3 separate regions of the Homo sapiens genome follow, and regions 1 and 3 are each linked to region 2. A link is a contact called in ENCODE Hi-C or POLR2A ChIA-PET data. All regions are on one chromosome and are shown on one strand. Each heading gives the region's core, a stretch centred on a gene start or an enhancer-like site at or near the end of the contact. The rest is flanking DNA. Distances are from core to core; before and after follow the strand shown. Region 1 has its middle 130 kb from the start of TFCP2L1. Region 2 has its middle 73 kb from the start of TFCP2L1. Region 3 has its middle 110 kb from the start of TFCP2L1.

Evidence for each region. A loop is a pair of places that touch in the nucleus more often than their neighbours do. ChIA-PET counts read pairs that join two places held with the same protein, here RNA polymerase II (POLR2A). Pooled maps may share reads with other maps.
Region 1: a loop to region 2 is called in a map of Calu3, with 2.1 times the contacts of the local background. The contact joins two enhancer-like sites. A Hi-C loop is called at or near these places in 2 of 168 maps with a recorded cell type or tissue (Calu3 and gastrocnemius medialis) and 1 of 50 pooled maps. POLR2A ChIA-PET finds 5 or more read pairs at or near these places in 4 of 52 experiments (Caco-2, K562, OCI-LY7 and 1 more).
Region 3: a map of mammary epithelial cell shows a loop between it and region 2 (2.3-fold over the local background). The contact joins two enhancer-like sites. A Hi-C loop is called at or near these places in 2 of 168 maps with a recorded cell type or tissue (Caco-2 and mammary epithelial cell) and 1 of 50 pooled maps. POLR2A ChIA-PET finds 5 or more read pairs at or near these places in 6 of 52 experiments (Caco-2, OCI-LY7, PC-9 and 3 more).

The regions. Positions count from the first base shown.
Region 1 is chr2:121,150,183-121,154,187 of GRCh38, forward strand. No RefSeq gene overlaps it. Among named protein-coding and RNA genes, the nearest start is that of TFCP2L1, 130 kb to the right of the region's middle. Within about 2 kb of position 1,714, at least 2 of the 41 ENCODE cell types and tissues checked have a DNase peak (open chromatin) inside an H3K27ac peak, as active enhancers do.
Region 2 is chr2:121,209,823-121,213,914 of GRCh38, forward strand. No RefSeq gene overlaps it. Among named protein-coding and RNA genes, the nearest start is that of TFCP2L1, 73 kb to the right of the region's middle. Within about 2 kb of position 2,014, at least 6 of the 41 ENCODE cell types and tissues checked have a DNase peak (open chromatin) inside an H3K27ac peak, as active enhancers do; they include mammary epithelial cell, where a contact is called at or near this core.
Region 3 is chr2:121,172,446-121,176,813 of GRCh38, forward strand. No RefSeq gene overlaps it. Among named protein-coding and RNA genes, the nearest start is that of TFCP2L1, 110 kb to the right of the region's middle. Within about 2 kb of position 2,551, at least 4 of the 41 ENCODE cell types and tissues checked have a DNase peak (open chromatin) inside an H3K27ac peak, as active enhancers do; they include mammary epithelial cell, where a contact is called at or near this core.

The DNA.
Region 1 (4,005 bases), core at 464-2,963, 60 kb before region 2:
GCAGGGCTGCTGCCCCCTGTCACCCGGGGGGACTGCAGAGGCCCCCGAGCTTCTGTGCAGGGGAAGAGAGCAGAGAGCACTGTCAGCCACATCCTTGCAGCTCGGCAGCTCTGGCAGTGGGAAGAGAGGGTGGTAGACCGTCGGCCACCCTAGACCTCCTGAAGTGATGCTGGATTTCCAGTGATCTTCAGGGAAGTAGGTGTTCACAAGCCTTGGAGAGAAAGCTGCAGTAACCACTGTTACAGCCACGGCTGCCTCACCTCCCAGCCTGGTACCTCTGTAAGCAGCTCCATCTATGTCCCACCAACCTTTCCCTGTGTGCTTTCATGGCGCACTGACCCTGTGCTGGACTGGACTGTGCTCGAGTCAGGGCACACATGCTGCCTTTGAGCCCTCATGCCATCCCTGTGAAGCAGGAGCCATGGCTTGCCCACTGTACAGAAGAGGACCCTACATACTCTGGAAGGAAAAGCGACCTGCACATCTTCCCGCAGCCAGTTCTCAGTGGCCAGGATTTCAGCACAGGTTCACCTGATTCAGCCTCTGGGCTTTAACCACCCAGAACCCCTCTGCACCACCCTCCCTCATCAGGGAATGTGATACCAGAGCTCAGAAGTATCCAAGTGTGGATCTGCACCTTCAGGCCCCTGTCACACTGTACCACGGCTGGGGCTACTTTCCAATTTGTCCCATCCTTCCACGTCAGGCTCAGTCCCAACTCCTCCAGGAAGCCTTCCTTGATTGTTCTAGCTCAGGTGACCTCACCCTTCTCACGTCTCCAGAATGCATGTTCCTGTGGCCCCCACACCTAATGCCTTACTTTGTTAGAGAGGCAGGATATGACGGGGGTAAGGGCTGTCCCCAGAGCTAGTTTGCCTAAGTCAGAGGGGGTAATGCCAGGGGCAACTAAGCACAGTACCTGGCAGAGGACGGACTCAATCAACACCAGGCATTAGTTGTAATTCTTAATGTGTACACACATTATATATACACACGCACATATATATATACACACATATACATATGACATGCACATAAAATATATATCGTACATTAACATGAAAGCAGGAATTAGGTTAGAAAATAACATTTTGGTATATGTGACTCTTTCACACTTCTCTGTATTTTTCTAATTATCAAACCAAACATAGTACTTTGATGTTCTGGAAAAAAAATGAAGTAAAGGAGCATTAACAATTTTCAGCTCAGCCGGGTGCAGTGGCTCACGCCTATAATCCCAGCACTTTGGGAGGCCAGGGCGGGTGATCGCTTGAGCTCAGGATTTTCAGACCAGCCTGGAAAACATGGTGAAATCCCATCTCTAAAAAATATACAAAACAAATTAGCCAGATGCAGTAGAGCATGCCTGTGGTCGCAGCTACTTGGGAGGCCGAGGCACGAGAATTAATGGAGCCTGGGAGGGCGGAGGTTGCAGTGAACTGAGATCGTGCCACTGCACTCCAGCCTGGTGACAGAGTGAGACCCCATCACAAAAACAAAAATAAAGAAAAAAGAAAAATTTCAGCTCATCTAGGTACCAAAAAAAAAAAAAAAAGAAAGAAAGAAAGAAAGAAATTAAAGAAATATACACTTTGAAGCAAACAAAATGATTTGGTAAGAAATGCACGCATGCTCATTGAGCACCTTCTGTGTGCTCCTGGTGAGGTGCTGGCAACCCAGAAAGCAATAAGGCCTGGCCTCACCCAGCAAGCCCCGGGTGTGTGGGGGAGCACCTTGCCAGACCAGTCTCTGAGTCTGTTTCTTGAAGGCCACACCCTGCAAGGTGTGCTGAGAGCCCCAGGGAGTGCGAAGGTTTCTAAAACTCATTCCTTGCTCTAAACACATTTGCGATTGAGTAACATCTTAAAACTACATTGCCAATCCTCAGAGCAGTCCAGGACCCTAACGGGGTACCAGAAAACACCACAAACACTCTGTCCCCAGCTCAGCCTCACAGCAGCCCTTAGTTCTCACTACTTAAACCTTTATTAAGCACCTATTATTAGCCCAGTACGCGGCTAAGCCCTCTATGCTCTTTTCGTGCACCTTTGTAACAGAATTTGCCCCCCTGACAGCTGTCCCCGAGACTCAGAGAGGCATCAAGAGCAGAAATGCGGCTGAAATGCATGCACAATCATGTATATACTAAGTGTCTGTGATGAGAGCTAAAGTTTGGGGGGTACTTAGCACAGGCCAGGGCTGCTCTACGTGTGTGACCTTTAGAAACTCATTTAGTAGCCGGGTGCAGTGGCTCACGCCTGTAATCCCAACACTTTGGGAGGCCGAGGTGGGTGGATCACCTCAGGTCAGGAGTTTGAGACCAGCCTGGCCAAGATGGTGAAATCCCGTCTTTAATAAAAATACAAAAATTAGTTGGGCGTGGTGGCAGGCGCCTGTAATCCCAGCTACTTGGGAGGCTGAGACATGAGAATAGCTTGAACCCAGGAGGTGGAGCTTGCAGTGAGCTGAAATCTCACCATTGCACTCCAGCCTGGGCAACAGAACGAGACTCCATCTCAAAACGGAAAAACAACAACAACAAAAGAAACTCATTTAGTAATCACAGCAATCCTATGAAGTAGATGTGATCTTTCCCATTTTACGGATGAGAACTCTGAGGCAGAGAGAGATAGGGCACTTGCCTGAAGTCACAGAGCTCACGTAGTCTGATGCTGTGGATACTCTGCCTCTGCTCAGGGATAGCAGCTGCCCCCACCTCTCCACCTGCCGCCCTCCTTCCAGGTGCACGTCACTGTTCCTGCTGTTTAGGCCTCCTCTGTGCTCCCACCACCCTTGTGCTGCTGGTGCGTTTGGGGTCTTTGTCTCCCACTAGACCACACACTCCTGGAGGCTGGGGCCATGTCTTGATGACTCTGTGTCCCTCGCGGCCCCAGGCCTGGGCATAAGTGGTGAGTTCTGGAGTGGTCTCAGGAGGTGTCCTGGAGATGGGACAGGAGGGAATGGATGTCTCTGGCGTGGTCCTCATGGAGGTTTTCTGGGGGAAGCAGGGCTGTGGGGCAATCCTAAAGTCCCATCTTGGCCTGGTGCGTTGGCTTACACCTGTGATCCCAGCACTTAGGGAGGCTGAGTTGGGAGGATCACTTGAGCCCAGGAGTTTGAGTCCAGCATGGGCAGCATAGTGAGACCCCAGCTCTACAAAAAATGAACATTAAAAAAAAGCCCCATCTCCTCTTCATCTCTATGGGGACAGCTGCCCAGGTATTGTCCCTACCCTGGCAATGGAGTCAGGGGTCCCAGGTGAGACTGGCAGTGCTATCGATAAGCAGCACACTGCCTGGGAGTCAGGGCCCTGCTCTGTAGCTCTGGGTAACTCGCTGCCCTCTCTGAGCATAGTGAATGCTCACAGGGAGGTGATCGCCAAGGGCCCCTCACCAGAAAGACTGGGCCAATTCCTTGTGAAGATCAGCTCTGGGGTCGTTGGACTGTCCGGTTATTGTCCACTCAAAGGCACAGGGGCATGAGGGCAAAGGGACGGTGTTGACACAGGTGGCATTGGAGGAGGTCAGTGAGGGGGTCCTGGAGGGAGTGGACCTTGAGCTGACTTTTGAAGAATCAGGTTGAAAACGCCATGTGGAGAGGAGAGGGTGGGGCCTTCTTACCATAGGGACAGCTTATGTGAACCTAGAGAGGGGACAGAGAAGCACCTCTGCTGTGTGAAGTGGGGGCAACCAAGGCCTGTGTTCCAGGGAGAGGAGCTTGGGCTTCCTTCTGGGGCCAGTGGGCAGCTCTGGAGGGGCCTGGGCGGGTGACACCGTCTGATTCCCCGGCCGCCCTGGCTAAACAGCCGCCTCTCCTCCACCCTCTCTGGGCCTTCCTCTGCTTCATCCCCTTGGATCACATTAAACTCACATACAGCCATATCTCATTCATTCATCATCTTTATCCCTTGCCATCCTTCCTAGAACGGGACACCCATGAGGGCAGGACTTTTGTCTGCTTTGTTCTCTGCAGTAGCCCCTGTGCTCAGAAGGGTGTGTGGCACAT
Region 2 (4,092 bases), core at 764-3,263:
ACTACAGCCTGGGTGACAAAGTGAGAAACTGTCTCAAAAAAAAAAAAAAGAAAAAGAAGAAGAAGATAAAGGAAAAAGAAAAAAAAGAAAGAAATGTTAAAAATAAAAAATAAAAAAAAAGAAAAGAGAAAAAAGGAGAAAAGGATAAAACAAGTATAAATAAAAAGAAAAATGTGGCCAGGCGTGGTGGCTCACACCTGTAATCCCAGCACTTTGAGAGGCCGAGGTGGATAGATCACCTGAGGCCAGGCGTTCACAACCATCCTGGCCAATATGACGAAAGCCCATCTCTACTAAAAATACAAAAATTAGCTGGACGCAGTGGCGGGTGCCTGTAATCCCAGCTACTTGGGAGGCTGAGGCAGGAGAATTGCTTGAGATGGAGGTTGCAGTGAGCCGAGATGGTGCCACTGCACTCCAGCCTGGGTGACAGAGTGAGACTCTGTCTCAAAAAAGAAAAGAAAAGAAAAATGCAACTCAAGGAGGTGGTTATAATTTGGGACTTATATACCATGTTAATAGGGGAAGAGGGAAGAGAAGGACCATTTTACTTTTAGGAAAGATAAATGGCCCCTAGGAGAACAGATGGCAGCTAGGACAGTTTTGCAACTATGTCTGTTCTGGTGATTTCTTATCTTGGTGCCAGTGCTGACTTCTTGAATTCTTGTATTTGGTGATAGGAGTCCATCTCTCTGGTTTTGAAAGTTCCAGGGAAAGGATTTCTGGCAGCTGAATTCTTTTGGGAGCCTCTGCTTTTAGGCAGATTAAGGGGAATAAAAAAATAAAAAAATAAAAAAATAAACCAGAAAACCCTCTTCAGTGTGGTACATCCTGGATCCCTTCAGACAAGGCACGGGCAATACCTGGCTGGGGGAGCCCCTCACAGGCCTCCTCCTGCCGGCCCACACCACATCCCTGTGCCCATGTTTGTCCTCTTCCCAATCCCTACTGCCCCATCCGAACTCACTGTCCTCTGTCCCCATTCTCTCTGTGCTAAGGTGACACGTCACCATATAGCAGCTTGCCCCCTGCCGGCACAGGCTCCCTTCACCGCTGCTTTCAGGTCCCAGTCCCTCGTTTGCCCAGCACCTCTTGCTATCTCTTACTCATTCAACAAACACTCCTAGCAGGCTTCTCCCTGCCAGGCCCTGGGCTGGATTCCAGAGTGGCAGCGATCAGGCAGACCAAACTCTGTCTCTAGGAGCTCCTCCCAGTGGGAGAGGCGGACAGAAAGATGGACAGTTACAGCCTAGGCACAGGAGCCCATGGGAGCTCAGAGGAAGAGCCCAGAGGAAGAGTAAGGCCCAGCAAGTTCTGTGAGCTGTTGGTGCCAGGAAAGAGCTGGGCCTGCCCCTGATACTCAAAAAGCATATGTGAACAAAGGGAATGGAGGGAGAGGAGGAGAAAGAAGGGATGACAGGAGGAAGGGAGGGAAGTTGGTCGATTTTCCTCATCCACCTTTCTCCTCTCTGGACTAGTGTTTGGGGCCAGCTCCTCCCCCACTCCAATGTCAACCTCTGGGCTTATCAGATATTTCAATAGCTGCTCTGGCCTGATAAGCCCTCTCCAGATAACCCCTTTCTCTTGTAATTGAGTTTAAATATTGTTCCACCCAATCAAGGCAGGTTAATATTCAACCCAACCTAGCTCTGGAAGCCTCCTGGCCACCAGATTCTTCCCTGGGCGAGGCAACCTGGGGCTGAGCAGGGCTGGAGCAAGCAGGGCGTGCAGTCTTCCCCCAAAGCATGTTTATCAGAGGGTTTGGGAATGGGGGGCGGGAGGGGACTGTCTAGACCTGGGTCCGCCCCTGGTGGGTCCAAGGAACAGTGTCCAAGCCAAGCCTAAGGGCCTGCGCTTCCTGGCTGGAGGACCAGGGGAAAGCCAGCTTTGTTCCAGCAGAGGCTCAGCTGGGAGAACCTGCCCAGACACCCTTCCCTTGAGGATTCTGCTTTGCACCTTAGAGTGTCCTCAGGCTGCCAGGATCCTCCAGAGCCATATGGCTGATTTCCTCCTCTCACCCACAGGAGTGATTCCCTCAGGCTCCTCAGGGTTTGGTCCTCGTGAGTCAGCCTCCCAGGGCCTATCCTGTCTGACACACTCCAGGTGGAATCTTCAGCCTACCCGGTAGAGGCCCAAACAGTGCATGCACCTGCTTCCCACTGGTGACTTTCACGGGTCTTCCATGTGGACAGCCCCAGTCAGCGATGTGGGAGCCGCCACAGCCCAGGACTTCCAGAAGCAGAAGCGCTGAGTGTGGCTACTCACCTGACCCAGGGCAGAGAGTGGGGTCGAGAGCCAGTGGCATCCACACCTGTACCCGGGAGGCCCCTCTGGTTCCGTGTGTGTGTGTGTGTCTGTGTGCATGTGTGTGTGTGTGTCTGTTGGGGGGTGGGAGGGTCATCAACAGGTTTCACTACTCAAATCATCTTCCCCTACAGGGAGGCGCAGAGGATCCCATAGCTACCAGCCAGCTGTCAGGCTCTGGGTCACCTTTGTGTCATTGGACCCTAACATTCTCTAGTCCCCCTCTGTCCCACCCCACCCGAGTGAGTCACTATCCCTCTTGGAGGTTCCTCCCCAGAAAGAGAGGGCAGGTGCCTCCAGGCCAGCAGCAACAGCCCCCGGGGGAACCTGTTAGGAATGCACATTCTCAGACCCGCACCCCACCACTGAATGGGAGACTGCGGGCGGGGAACCCCCGCAGTGCAGTGCAGGTGGCTTTCCGGCCCTCCTGAAGATTCCGATGCACTGGGACACCACCCAGCCACTACAAGCCATGAATAAAAGCCTCCTGCCTCTCACCGCTTTAATATGTGCCGGGGCCATTCCAAGCTCTTGAAGTAAATTCAGCTCATTTACTCGTTATAATCGTCCTGCGAGGCAGGCACGAGTATTAGTCCTCGTGGACTAATTTTACGGATGAGGCAAGCAAAACAGAAAAGTTAGGCGACCTTGGGCAAGGTCACACAGCCGGAGGCTGAATGAGAAGCTAGGCAGTTCTCCGCTACATCAGGGGCTCCCGAAGTGTGGTCCCTGGACAAACGGTGTTAGCATCACCTGGGGACTTCTTAGAAATACAAATTCCCAGGCCCCCGATCAGACCCACCGAGCCGAGGGCCCAGCCATCTTTAGAACAAGCCCTCCAGTTTCAGAACCACAGTGCTGCACCCCGCTGCCTGAAGAGACATCCTGGGAAATAGCCGGAAAGCCTCACGCCCGCATCATGGCTGGGGGGGAGGGGGGTGGTTTGCTGGAAATAGACCACGTTGCAGGGCGGCTGCCGGCTCCTGCCCACCGGGAGGCCGAGGACAGCGACCCGAGCCGCACCTGCGCTGGGGCCTGCCGAGCTCTCGCAGTTTGAATGGAAAGGAAGAAGCCTTTGCTGTGGGCCCATGCTGCTCTGGGCCTCGGCTGCTGCGAGGTGCTGCCGAGTTCACACCATCCCACTCTTGTGTCCTAGCTCACCTCTAGTTTCTCTGTTGGGGCAGAGGCTGTGCAGGCGGATGGGGCAGCCAGCAGCCATACCAGAAGGAAAGACGGTGGTACAGGGGAACTCTTGGGCCCTGAGCTTGCCAGGCTCCCTAGTTCCACTCTGAGCTCTTGAACCCAATCCCGTTGCTATTGACTGAATGCTTGTGTTCCCTCCCCCGCTTCCGATGTTGAAGCCTAACCTCCAAGGTGATGGTACATGCAGGTGGGGCCTTTGGGAGGTATGAGGCCATGAGGGTGGAGCCCGCATGAATGGGGTTAATGCCCTTGTAAAAGAGGCCCTAGGGAGCTTGTTTGCCCCTTCCTAGGAGGCAGGCCCTCTCCAGCCTCTGGATCTGCCAGCGCCTTGACCTTGGACACCTCACCTTCAGAACGGACAGAAATACCTTTCTGTTGTTTATAAGCCACCTAGTTTACTTATGGCATTCTGTTACAGCAGCTCGCATGGGCTAAGACAGCCATCACGTACCCTCTCAGCCTAAGGACCTGCCACGCTGTTTCCCACTGCACTTAGAACACAGACCGGACCCTCCTGCTCCCATATGGTCTGCAACGCCCTGTGTCAGGAGAGTCAAAGCATAGGGCACAGCCCACCAGCAGGCC
Region 3 (4,368 bases), core at 1,301-3,800, 37 kb before region 2:
AAGGACATATGATTTGTTCCCATCTGAAACAAGAAGAGAGGAATAACTTCTGTGGCCACAGGCTTGTGTCTTCCCAGCCATGTGTTTTGTGGCCACTGTCTCATTCTGTCCCAGCACCCCAACAAGCAGGTAAGAATAAGAAAACCACAGCTCACAGCAGTCAAGTCACTTGCCAAGGGGCACATGGAAGTTCAGGAAGGGATGTCACTAGAACCCTCCAATCTGCAGCTCCAGGCTCCCGGCCTATGGGCCATGGACCTGGGGGTGTAGCAGTGTAGGGTGCATACCCAGGCTCTCCTTGTGGCAGGGGAACTGAGACTAATTGCAATTGGCCTATGAATCCATATTTGCTCCAGCAATTGTCTCTACTCTGAACAAATAACATCACACACATCTACTTGTTGCCATCTTTTTCCAACCAAAGTAGTCGAATGCTACTTAAGTACAAATACGTTTAAAAGTATAATTACATACATGCTTTTTTAAATTTCATTATAGATTCTATCAAATCACGTGTACAAAGAGCCCAGCTGCTGTCATGGCTCTTGACATTTTGTTGATGTTCTTAGTGGGGATTTACCTACTTAAATTTGGAATCTTCTGAGCTCCAGACCTGAGTGGTGCTCTGGGATTCGAGGTCTGGTTTTATTTAATCATGTCTGCAGCAGAAGTACGGGAAGTAAGAGGGAGTGCAGCCACTCCTGGGTTTGCCCTCTAGGATGGGGGCAGAGTGAGACACAAGGGCACGGGGTGGGTAAGAAGTGGGGAGCTGCCATCCCTTCCCTGGGGCTCAGACTGACTATGCAGGCACTGTCCCCTCCCCACCCCCAGGTTGTTCAGCTGCATCCTCAGCCCTGTCCATTCATGCATCAGGAAAACCACAGACTTGAGTCTCTTCCATTTTCTGGTGGTTTGGGTGCCTTGGCTAAGGGCCTATTCTCCCAGCTTTCTCCGTTTCACCAGGCTGTCATCGAACACCTGGGAAGCTGTCAGGATGCATCACACTTGATACTCTGACTCTTCCTGCAGAAATTCCTGACCCTGTGTCCAGGAGGTGAAGGGTTAAGAATGGATCAAGTCCAGGCCTGAAGAGACCATTCATAGACTGTCCCAGGAACCACATGGAGTCCTGTTGCCACTCCCTTCCTGATCTGGACCCTCTGGGGCACCAGGATCTACACTTAGGCCATAGGATATGGCAGTGGGGGAAGGGTTTGGGGTTCTGATAGAATCCTCACTGTGCTGAGGGGGATGTATCCCTTAACCTCACTGAACCTGTTTTTTTCATCTGTAAAATGGGGATAACAACATATCTACTTTAATGGGTCATGGTAAGGACTGAAGAAAAGCATGTCAAGTGCCTGGCTCTACGTCTGCCGTGTGACTGCCTCTTATCTGATGTCTGTTTGCTGTGTCTTCCTTTGCAGAATGTATCCTGAACTTGTGTTGATGTACTGGGTCCACTCAGCCAATCGTCTGCTAGTGAAGGGAGGGACACGAAAGGGGAGCAGGGAGATAGAGGTGGCTGCTGAGTGGGAAATGAGGATGACTGTGATTGTGTATGCAAGTGTGCATGCATGCACATTACATGTGTGCACGGAGGAACCAGGCCGACAGGATACGAATCAAAGGGCTCAAGAGACTTTTTGCTTCATTTAATGCCTCAGATTCCACGTTGCTACATAAGCCTCCTAGAACCTAAACACAGCCCTAGAAAAAGACAATTATCCTAAACTAACTGTGATCCATTACGCCTTTCGTCTCCCAGTGAATTGAGTCTCAAAGTAGAAATCAATGTGAATTATAGAAAATTCAAGTTCTTTTTTTTTTTTTGAGACAGAGTCTCGCTCTGTCACCCAGGCTGGAGTGCAGTGGCGCAAACTCGGCTCACTGCAACCTCCGCCTCCCGGGTTTAAGCGATTCTCCCACCTCAGCCTCCTGAATAGCTGGGATTACAGGCATGCACCACCATGCCCGGCTAATATTTGTATTTTTAGTAGAGATGAGGTTTCGCCATGTTGGCCAGGCTGGTCACGAACTCCTGACCTCAGGTGATTCACCCACCTCGGCCTCCCAAAGTGTTGGGATTACAGGCATGAGCCACCACGCCCGGCCAACCTGAAGCTCTATTTTTTACGAATCTGGGATTGAGGATATGAACTCCATGCCTGTCCCATTTTCTTACTCAGCTATGGGCTGTATCTTGCACTTGACCCTAAGTTCACTAAGTGTGGCAAAGTTGTTCCCTTTATAAGCACTGTATTTCCACCACAAGCACCATGTCTGACACATACTATGCACTCAGTAAATATTTTCGGGGGTGGCTACACAAGATGGATGAGCAGCGGTGAGCTCCCCTGACTCACCCACTATAAGCCCACCACCCCAAAAATGGTCTCCTGTCCCTTGGCACAAGTATTCCTTCCTTCAGCACGTGAGACAGACATGCCCTAACCCCCACCCGACCCGCTTTCTGGGAAGCCGACACAGGGGCTTGGCCCCGGCCACGGTGCCTGAGGCCTCTGAGAGGCAGGTAATGGCTTGGGCTAAGCTGGTCTCTTTGTTCCCAGCATCAAGGCAGGCTGAGCAGATGCTTGGCAGTTACCACCGCCAGACTGGGCCTGCCAGAACAGGGGGTGAGGCCCAGCCAGGGAATGTGTCAGGAGAGATTCCAGGGCCGGGGGAACACAAAGAGGGCACTCTCAGGGCTCCGGGGAGCCTGCCCGGCCTCCGGGTCTGCCAGTGTCAGGCTGTGCTGCCCATTGAGGCAAGAGCTCCTACCAAGGGCAGGGAAGTGACAGAAGGAGGCTAAGTTGGCCCCAGTGCAGCCCCAGAAATGAGCAAAGAGGTCATAAAAGCAGACAGCACTTATACAAGGCTGGGTGGTGGAGTGGCGAGTGTGAAACTTGAGGCAAATGTCTTCAGCTCTCTGAGACTCCGTCTCTTTGATGCCAAAACCATGTTGCGAACCACGTTCCTACATTGCCAGCGGGCTCTATAGTAGTCTTAGCCAATAGGGGATGCTAACGGGAAGCTCAGTGCTGGGCCTGGAAGACGGGGTTTGGTCCTGCCAGTCTCCTTTCAGCTCAGGTGATTGTAGCTCCAGCCACACTCCTTCCCCTCGGCAGCAGCAGGTCCCTCCCGTAGCAGCAGCTGAATCTAGTCTGCAGTTTCCCAACCTTCACAGAACCAGCCTCATGGTGCTGCATCTCAGAGACACCAGCCCCAGAGCAGCGGAGCAGGAGAGTCTCCTTCTCCTACCCCCAGAGGTCTGAGTTTTGGCTCGAAGGGGGCTTCTCCTCCAAGCTCTTAAATTCTAACAGTTCTAATCTCTTCCCTAGTCCCCCAGCCTTGGGGGGTGGGAGCTGCTTCTAGCAGTTATTACCTCCACAACAACTCAGTTTTCTTTTCCTTTCTTTTTTTTTTCTTTCTTTTTTTGAGATGAAGTCTCGCTCTTGTCGCCCCAGGCTGGAGTGCGATGGCGCGACCTTGGCTCACTGCAACCTCCGCCTCCCGGGTACAAGTGATTCTCCTGCCTCAGCCTCCTGAGCAGCTGGGATTACAGGCATGTGCCACCACACCCGGCTAATTTTTGTATTTTTAGTAGAGACAGGGTTTCACCACATTGGCCAGGCTGGTCTCGAACTCCTGACCTCAGGTGATCCGCCCGCCTCGGCCTCCCGGAGTGCTGGGATTACAGGCTCGAGCCACTGCGCCCGGCCAACAACTCAGTTTTCTTTTTGCCTTTTCAGTTACCTAATTACCAACTTTATGCCTGGCTAATGCTATTTATATTAATGCTCTTTGTAAAAATAATGGGTGTGTTTTCTGTCTCCTGACTGGGTCCTGTCCGATCTTTCAGGCTAACAACATGTGCTTCTTACTGTTTTCTGAGGATGAAATTGTATGGTACCTGGCATGTCCAAAGCCTTCAATTTGTGTTCATCCTTTGCCTTCCCTCTGGAATACCCTTAGACTCCTATGGTACCAGCTTTTCCAAAAATCTCACATTTTTCCTACTGAGATGTTTAAGAGCACACATTTAGAGACAAAGCTGTGTTTGAATCCCAGTTTGGCTACTTAATAGCTGTACAGCCTTGCACAACTTGCTTCACCTCTTGAAGCCTCATCTATCAAGTGGAAATAATAACAGCACCTACTTCCCAGGGTTGCTGCAAGGATTACACGAGATAATATAGACAGACAGCATCTAGCAGCACTCAGAAAATATAGCTATTAACTCTTATTTGCTTATTATTTCATGGATACATCAGTGAAATCTTATAAAGTAAATCATGACTTACTTGAGAGTAAAGTTGTCACTCTTGCCTCAGAAGAAGGAAAAGGAAAAAAAAAGAAAGTGGCTGG